2 separate regions of the Homo sapiens genome follow, and region 1 is linked to region 2. The links are chromatin contacts, found by Hi-C or POLR2A ChIA-PET in ENCODE. All regions are on one chromosome and are shown on one strand. The core of a region is the stretch at or near the end of the contact, and the rest is flanking DNA. Distances in the headings are between cores, read along the strand shown.

The links. Hi-C counts contacts between places; a loop is a spot of excess contacts on that map. ChIA-PET counts read pairs that join two places held with the same protein, here RNA polymerase II (POLR2A). Pooled maps may share reads with other maps.
Region 1: a loop to region 2 is called in a map of brain microvascular endothelial cell, with 4 times the contacts of the local background. The contact joins two enhancer-like sites. A Hi-C loop is called at or near these places in 4 of 168 maps with a recorded cell type or tissue (CD8-positive, alpha-beta T cell, brain microvascular endothelial cell, endothelial cell of hepatic sinusoid and 1 more) and 1 of 50 pooled maps. POLR2A ChIA-PET finds 5 or more read pairs at or near these places in 3 of 52 experiments (AG04449, WTC11 and activated T-cell).

Annotation. Positions count from the first base shown.
Region 1 is chr16:500,261-504,748 of GRCh38, forward strand. RAB11FIP3 (RAB11 family interacting protein 3) reads left to right here. Exons shown (of 14, transcript NM_014700.4): 7 at 2,744-2,837. Among named protein-coding and RNA genes, the nearest start is that of LINC00235, 25 kb to the right of the region's middle. Within about 2 kb of position 2,096, at least 3 of the 41 ENCODE cell types and tissues checked have a DNase peak (open chromatin) inside an H3K27ac peak, as active enhancers do.
Region 2 is chr16:454,458-458,946 of GRCh38, forward strand. The region is part of intron 1 of RAB11FIP3 (RAB11 family interacting protein 3); the gene reads left to right. Among named protein-coding and RNA genes, the nearest start is that of RAB11FIP3, 31 kb to the left of the region's middle. Within about 2 kb of position 2,939, at least 9 of the 41 ENCODE cell types and tissues checked have a DNase peak (open chromatin) inside an H3K27ac peak, as active enhancers do.

The sequences.
Region 1 (4,488 bases), core at 846-3,345, 45 kb after region 2:
CCAGCCAGGCTCGACCTACTGCCCTGTGGGGCAGGTCAGGCTTTTTCCACAGCTCCCTCTCTGGGAGGAGGGTCCTTCCAAGTGAGGGTGTGGTGTAGCTGGAGAATCCCTCTTTCTAGGGGATTTAAATAAGCAGCCCCAGCCGGACGCGGTGGTTCACGCCTGTACTCCCAGCACTTTGGGGGGCCGAGGCGCACAGATCACGAGGTCAGGAGTTTGAGACCAGCCTGGCCAACATAGTGAAACCCCATCTCTACTAAAAAAAACAATACAAAAAGTTAGCTGGGCATGGTGGCAGGTGCCTGTAATCCCAGCTACCTGGGAGGCTGAGGCAGGAGAATGGCTTGAACCCGGAAGGCAGAGGTTGCAGTGAGCTGAGATTGCACCACTGCACTCCAGCCCAGGTGACAGTGCAAGACTCTGTCGCAAAAAAAAAAAAAAAAAAAAAAAAAAAAATTAAATAAGTAAATAAATAAGCAGCCGCATGACCCATGCTGAGGACCCTCTGCCTCACGTTGGTGGCCACGTGTGGTGGCTGCACGCTGGGTGCCTGGGGATGGCTGTGTCCCCGAGTCAGCCCCAGAAGTGCCTACGCCTCTAGGACAGCTCAGAAGTGCTGACAGGTCGTGGCCTCTCAGGATGGGCTCTGGGTTGCAGCTTCATGCCTGGAGTGGCTCATGTTTGGGGGCAAGGTCATGGGCGTTTAAGAGCAGCGACTGGCCAAGAACATGATCTGTATCAGCAGCAGCTTTTGAGAATCTGATGAAATCCCCAGAGCCCCAGAAGGGCACCGGTGTGTTCCAGCTGGTGCACGTTCACAGGGCTTGTCTCCTCAGAGCGTTTATGGGGAAAAAGATGGAAATGTTCAAGCCCAGTCCGTACTGAGAAGCAAATCGAACTTCATACACTTGGTAGACATTTTCAGTGGAAAAATATTAACATTTTATGGAATTCTTACTCTGCTACGTCCCTAGCCAAGCTGTTTGTATGCATGACCTTGGTTAAACCTCAGTTGCCTCTAGACCCCCATTTCATAGGCAAGGAAGCTGGGAGAGGGTCCCCCCATTTCATAGGCAAGGAAACTCGGAGAGGGTCCCCCCATTTCATAGGCAAGGAAGCTCGGAGAGGGTCTCCCATTTCATAGGCAAGGAAGCTGGGAGAGGGTCCCCCCATTTCATAGGCAAGGAAGCTCGGAGAGGATCCCCCCATTTCATAGGCAAGGAAGCTGGGAGAGGGTCCCCCCATTTCATAGGCAAGGAAGCTCGGAGAGGGTCCCCCATTTCACAGGCAAGGAAGCTGGGAGAGGGTCCCCCATTTCATAGGCAAGGAAGCTGGGAGAGGGTCCCCCCATTTCACAGGCAAGGAAGCTGGGAGAGGGTCCCCCCATTTCACAGACAAGTTCAGAGAGGCTCCCCCCATTTCATAGGCAGGGAAGCTGGGAGAGGGTCCCCCCATTTCACAGACAAGTTCGGAGAAGGTCCCCCATTTCATAGGCAAGGAAGCTGGGAGAGGGTCCCCCCATTTCACAGGCAAGGAAGTTCAGAGAGGGTCCCCCCATTTCACAGACAAGGAAGTTCGGAGAGGATCCCCCATTTCATAGGCAAGGAAGCTGGGAGATGGTCCCCCCATTTTATAGGCAAGGAGTCTGGGAGAGTGTCCCCCCATTTCATAGGCAAGGAGGCTGGGAGAGGGTCCCCCCATTTCATAGGCAAGGAGGCTGGGAGAGGGTCCCCCCATTTCATAGGCAAGGAAGCTCGGAGAGGGCCAGTGCTTTTTAACGGTCACGCAGTTCTGAGCATCAGGCTGTCAGCCTGGAGCCTGGCTTGGTACTGAGGTTCCCAGGATGTATAAAGAACTGAACACGCACCTTTGCTGTTGGCTCTTCTGTGCGAGTGCTCTGAGAGTTTTCTGTACTCCCGGCAAGTTTGGGTTGGTACAGATTCACCACAGCGAATCTGACCACGTGGTGACCACAAGCACGCGCTTACTGCGCGCCTAAGTTCACACTCCCTGGAGAAGCTCCTGCCCCAAGGCCGCAGCCTATGGGCCTTTGCGTCTACTCAGGACCATGAGGCTGTGTCCCCGAGCCTGGCCCGGGTAGTAACTGGCATGGCCTGCGGTGCTGGGGGCGTGTCCACAGGAGCTGGTGCCACAGAGGACACGTGTGTCTGCTGTCTTCCTGGACTCGGTCGGACCAGTTTCCCAGTGTGTCCGTGAGGGTGACACTGAGTGAGACTTCTGGGATCCACACCTTTCCTGGGACCCTCACTCTTCCTGCCACAGAAAGCACCTGTGAAAGTCTGAGATCAAGAATGTGCACAGGGGAGGTGTCTGCAGGTCAAGGTCCTGAGCTGATGTCTCACAGGCCTCTGGTAGAGACGAGATTGTTCGTGTCTCTGCGAAGAAGGGCATGTTTTATTGCAGCCAAGTACAAAGTCCTCTCTGCCACTCGCTGGCTGGGACTGAGGTCATGTTCTGTCAGGTTCCAAAGAGCGCCAGGAAGACTCTGAGACCACAGAGCACGGCCTGCTTTCTCCCAGCCCCTGGTAAAGATGTCCAGCCTGGGACCTCCCCCTGTATATAGTGCTTTAAGTGGGAGAAGACCACCACCCAGATCAGGGGAGGACCTGTCCCCTGCAATGCTGCTGCCTGCTTTTCAGATTGACTTGGGAGTGCTTGTGCTGACGGAGCATGTCCTGTGGTTTTTCCCTTTCTTCCCTCTGTTGTTGTGCCTTTTCTGTAGGTACCTGCACCAGTCAGGGGCCCTGACCATGGAGGCCCTGGAGGACCCTTCCCCCGAGCTCATGGAGGGCCCAGAGGAGGACATTGCTGACAAGGTAGGCCCTGGAGGGCTGGGTAGGTGGCAAGTAGGGGATTTAGAACACAGCCACGCCTAAGGGCCGCTGCAGACACCCCGGGAGGTGGGGACAGCACAGCCGGAGGTGACCCCATGTCCTCCAGGGCTCCCCAGACTGTCCATCCAGCCCCGATGCTCTTTGGCAGGTTTCCCCAAGGGGTCTCGTGGCCATGTGAGAAAAAGGAGTCTTCCTGTTGTGCACGAAGGGCCAGCTGGGAGGAGTGGACTGGGCAGTGAGTGAGCACCCTCGGGTATCCCACCCCCACTGTGTCTGAGTCGGGCTGGGGGACACCCAGACATTCAGTCCACCAGGCCCATGGAGACGCGACCTGGGGCACCCATGATTTGGGAGAAAAGGGCTGGCCCTGCAGTTACTGCAGAGCCAACAGCCTGAGGAACGGGCTTCTCCTGGGGCCTTGAATGGAATGGGTGACAGCAGCCAGGGCAAGGCAGCCTTGCCGTGGTCAAGACCCGCTTTTCAGCCAGATGTGGTGGCTCACGCCTGGAATCCCAGCACATTAGGAGGCCTAGGCGGGCAGATCACTTGAGGTCAGGAGTTTGAGATCAGCCTGGCCAACATAGTGAAAACCCGTCTCTACTAAAAATACAAAAGTTAGCCACGCATGGTGGCGGGCAACTGTAATCCCAGCTATTTGGGAGGCTGAGGCAGGAGAATCACTTGAACCTGGGAGGTGGAGGTTGCAGTGAGCCGAGATTGCACGACTGCACTCCAGCCTGGGCGACAGAGGGAGACTCCGTCTCACCTTCTGCACCCCCTCACCTTCTGTGACCCCTTCACTTACTCCTGTACCCCCTCAATTCCTCCTGTACCCCTCATCTCCTCCTGTACCCCCTCACCACCTCCTGTACCCCCTCACCACCTCCTGTACCCCCTCACTACCTCCTGTACCCCCTCACTACCTCCTGTACCCCCTCACCTCCTCCTGTACCCCCTCACCTCCTTGTGTACCCCCTCACCTCCTGTACCCCCTCACCTCCTCCTGTACCCCCCCACCTCCTCCTGTACCCCCTCACCTCCTCTTGCACTCCCATCTCCTCCTGTACCCCCTCACCTCCTTGTGCACCCCCTCACCTCCTGTACCCCCTCACCTCCTCCTGTACCCCCTCACCTCCTCCTGTACCCCCTCACCTCCTCCTGTACCCCCCTCACCTCCTCCTGTACCCCCTCACCTCCTCCTGCACTCCCATCTCCTCCTGTACCCCCTTACCTCCTTGTGCACCCCTCACCTCCTGTACCCCCTCACCTCCTCCTGTACCCCCCTCACCTCTTCCTGCACTCCCATCTCCTCCTGTACCCCCTCACCTCCTTGTGCACCCCTCACCTCCTGTACCCCCTCACCTCCTCCTGTACCCCCCTCACCTCTTCCTGTACCCCCTCACCTCCTCCTGCACTCCCATCTCCTCCTGTACCCCCTCACCTCCTTGTGCACCCCTCACCTCCTGTACCCCCTCACCTCCTCCTGTACCCCCCTCACCTCTTCCTGTACCCTTCACTTCCTCCTGTACCCCCTCACCTCCTCCTGCACCCCCCTTACCTCCTGTACCCCCTCACCTCCTCCTGTACCGCCTCACCTCCTCCTATACCCCCTCACCTCCTCCTATACCCCCTC
Region 2 (4,489 bases), core at 1,689-4,188:
TCCCAGCTACTCAGGAGGCTGAGGCAAGAGGATTGGCCGAGTCTAGTCGTTCACATCTAGCGTGGGAAACATGTTGTAGACCTCATCTCATATTGTATACCTCCTCAAAACCAAAACCAAAAAACCCCAAAAGCAAAAACCAAAAAAACCCACAAAACCAACCATGAAAACACCCCTGTCTCTGGAACTCCTTGTCCAAGGTCCCTGAGGCTAATGTGATTTGGAACAGAAGCCAACTTTCCTGCAGGTTTAGAAAGTGTCACATACAGGCTCTTTCTCATTCAAGCGTATAAGAACAGGCTTTCTTGGCCGGGCGCAGTGGCTCACACCTGTAATCCCAGTACTTTGGAAGGCTGAGGCAGTAGGCAGATCACCTGAGGTCAGGAGTTCCAGACCAGCTTGGCTAACATGGCAAAACGACGTCTCTACTAAAAATTCAAAAGTTAGCGAGGCGTGGTGGTACGTGCCTGTAATCCCAGTTACTTGGGAGGCTGAGGCACGAGAATTGCTTGAACCCGGGAGGTGGAGGTTGCAGTGAGCCGAGATTGCACTACTGCACTCCAGCCTGGGTGACAGAGCGAAACTCCGTCTCAAAAAAAAAAACAAAAAAACTAGGCTTTCTTTCTTTTTTTTTTTTTTCTTGGCCACATGCACCAGATTGAAGAATAAGCTTTCTTGTCTGTTCTCTATACAGTGATATGTAAAAATCACCACTCAGATCAAAGAATTGAGAACTGCGCAGCCAGGCGCCATGGCTCACGCCGGTAATCCCAGCACTTTGGGAGGCCAAGGTGGGCGGATCACCTGAGGTCAGGAGTTCAAGACCAGCCTGGCCAACATGGCGAAACCCCGTCTCTACTACAAAAATCAGCCGGGCGTGGTGGCACGTGCCTGTCATGCCATCTACAAAGGAGGCTGAGGCAGGAGAATTGCTTGAACCCGGGAGGTGGAGGCTGCAGTGAGCTGAGATCACACCACTGCACTCCAGCCTGGGTAACAGAGGCGACTCTGTCTCAAAAAAAAAAAAAAAAGAATTGAGAACCGCGCACACTCTCACAAGCACTCAGCAGTGGTCAGTCCATTCTTGGGTGGGTGATCGGATATGACTGGAGCAGGTGCTCCCTGTCACTGTTTTTGTTGTTGTTGTTGTTTTTTGGGAGATAGGGTCTCACTCTGTCGCCCACGTGGAATGCAGTGACGCAATCATGGCTCGCTGCAGCCTCAACCTCCCAGGCTCAGGCAATCCTCCCACCTCAGCCTTCCAAGTAGCTGGAACTACTGGCACGTGGACCGACGAATTTTTTGGAATTTTTTGTAGAGATGAGGTTTCACCATGTTGCCCAGGCTAGTCTGGAACTCTTGGGCTCAAGTGATCCATCCGCCTTGGCATTTCAAAATGCTGGAAAGCCAGGTGTGAGCCATTATGCCTGGCCTTAGTTTGGTTCAGGCTTTATACTAAGTGCATCTCAAATATTTTATTGAACATCCTTTCATTTCTAAGAGTACTTCAGTTATCTCTGTTAAAATGAACCAACCAGAAAGATTCCCACTCAAGTGCAGGACAACAGATATTAGTATCAAGAATTAAGGCCGGGCACGGTGGCTCGCTCACACCTGTAACCCCAGCACTTTGGGAGGCCAAGGCGGATGGATCACCTGAGGTCAGGAGTTCAAGACCAGCCTGGCCAACATGGTGAAACCCCATCTGTAAGGTGGGCTGAGTGGCTCACACCTGTAATTCCAGCACTTTGGGAGGCCAAGGTGGGCGGATCACTTGAAGTCAGGAGTTCGAGACCAGCCTGGGCAACATGGCAAAACATTGTCTCTACCAAAAATACAAAAATGAGCCGGGTGTGGCGGCACACACAGCTACTTGGGAGGCTGAGGTGGGAGAATCGCTTGAACCTGGGAGGCAGAGGTTGCAGTGAGTTGAGATTGTGCCACTGCACCCTAGCCTGAGTGACAGAGTGAGACCCTGTCTCAAAAAAAAAAAAAGAAAAAGAAAAAGAAAAACAAGGCTGGGCACGGTGGCTCATGCCTGTAATCCCAGCAATTTGGGAGGCCGAGGTGGGCAGATCACTTGGGGTCAGGAGTTCAAGACCAGCCTGCCCAACATGGTGAAACCCTGTCTCTACTAAAAATACTAAAAAATTGATTGGGCATGGTGGAAGGTAGCTGTAATCGCAACTACTTGGGAGGCTGAGGCAGGAGAATCATCCAAACCAGAAGGCGGAGGTTGTAGTGAGCTGAGGCCGCACCACTGCACTCCATCCTGGGCGACGGAGTGAGACTCCATCTCAACAACAAACAAAAAAACCAACAAAAAAACAACAACAAATCAAAACAAAACGAGCACTTGTTGGGAACAGCAGGGAAAGCCCTTTGTGTATATGTTTAGCTGCTTCGCGTCTGCTTTTAGAAAGAAGTGTCCGTGCCATCGGCAGGTGAGCCGCAGGCTTCAGTGCCATTGGGAGATACTGTATAGCCAGGCTTCCAGAGCCGCCTCTCTCCCTGCCCACGCTGGCCCATGTGCTGATCTAGTGTGAAGTTTACAGATAGCTTCGGGAACTCCTAGGAACATTTTGCTTATTATTGCTGTGGTTTCTGATAAGATAAGCTTTGTTGAAAACAGTATAATTCAAGTATGATAGTAACAACAAGATGCAGAAAGGCGGTTTCTCGTTCTGAAAGGTGCTTTGCTGTGAAGCCATAATACAGTGTGTTATTCGAGAATCCTGGGAGGAGTCTCTGGGATCCTAGTTGACTGTGGTGGGAGAACTTGTTCTGCTTTCCTTTCTTTCAGATTAGTGGATCATGTTTCTACATCCATAGTAGGAACAATGCAATTTGTCAGTAAGTTTTTCATACTGCAGTCACCCTGGAGCCAGTGACTGAGTGGATTCTCCACCATGGTGTTTCTGTAACTTATTGTCCGTCTGCTGGAGCGGTGCTGGCTGGCTTTGGCCACTCTGGTTTATGTCTCTTGGCTCGGTTTTCTGCCACTACTGGATTTTGCAGGGAAGGGCAGGCTGTCTCATTTTTCACAGTTTCACCTTTTTTTTTTTTTTTGAAAGCCTCTGAATTGAGTATTTTGGACTTGGAGAATTAGAACTATCCCCAAATCATCAATTACATGAAATCCATCTGTTCTACAGATTATAAAGAAAATATAATTAAAATGGAGTTTTAAAAATGTATACTTTGATTCACTCTTGTTCATTCTAACATGGTAACATGTAAAAGGGGCCTATTCTAGTTAATGATTTGTTTAAAAAATATTTGGTTAATGTTTCAGAATAAACAACTTGGTACTTTGTGTTCAATTAGTAGCTTCAGTGTGGAAATTCTTAGGAATCTTCAGGACAGATTGGCCAGTCTGGACTCCGGATTAGGTAACTCTCAGGTACCCAGCAAGACTCTCACATTCTTAGGAATGAGCTTAGGAATGAGGACTTTTGTGAGATAAGTGGGGAGATGTTTTATAAACTCCAGTTGTCTCCAGGAAGTTGGTTGATGATGGACTTCCGAGGCTAGAGTCACGCTAGCACACAGAGCCCTAGGATTGGGGCGATGGCCCCGGCCTCTTCCGTTGTGAAGGGGAAGCGGAAACTCAGTCTCTGGCTCAGGAATTCCACACTGTGGGGTCCCTTAGCTGGGGCTGGCCCTGTTTGAGCCTGACTTTATGAGGCATGTTGGCTGACAGTGGCGAGAGGGCCAGCCACGGGGGCCCGGGCCTTGCTCTGGTGCCCTGTGTGCTTCGGGCTCTCTGGATTGCCTCCTGGGCGATGCTATAGCCTTGCTGACCACGTGCTACACCCCCCATCCTTTTCCTGAAACAGAGCAGCTGTGTCCTGGCATCTCCAGCAGGGCTGCCCTTGAGGGTTCTGTGCTTGCTGCTTGGTAGCAGCCCCGGCATCTGGACTTCACCACAGGGCCTAGGGGGCCTTCCTCGGGTTCACCGATGCCCACAGGGCCTGGGGGGCCTTCCTCGGGTTCACCGATGCCCACAGGGCCTGGGGGGCCTTCCTCGGGTTCACCGATGCCCACAGGGCCTGGGGGGCCTTCCTCGGGTTCACCGATGCCCACAGGGCCTGGGGGGCCTTCCTCGGGTTCACCGATGCCCACAGGGCCTGGGGGGCCTTCCTCGGGTTCACCGATGCTCATCTGCCGTAACCTGCCTGAGGCCCTAGGGTTTTGTCAGTTAATGGATGTGGCTACAGCCAGGGCTCCTGCCAGCCTGTTGCCTCTCCCTGTCCCTGAGCATTTTCACAGTCCAGCCCGCCACCCAAGAGGGGCTTTCTTCAGGAGTCTGCCCCCTCTGTGGCTGAATGCTGCCTCCTTTTTCCTTTCTCCCTGGCCCACACTTCTTTCTTCTTTGCTCTCTTTTTCTCTTTTGCTGTTCTTGAAGTTTTCATTATGGAAGAGTTCAAACCCATATGAAAGTGGAGAGTAGTGAAATGGTGCACTGGTACCCATCCCCAGTCACAGC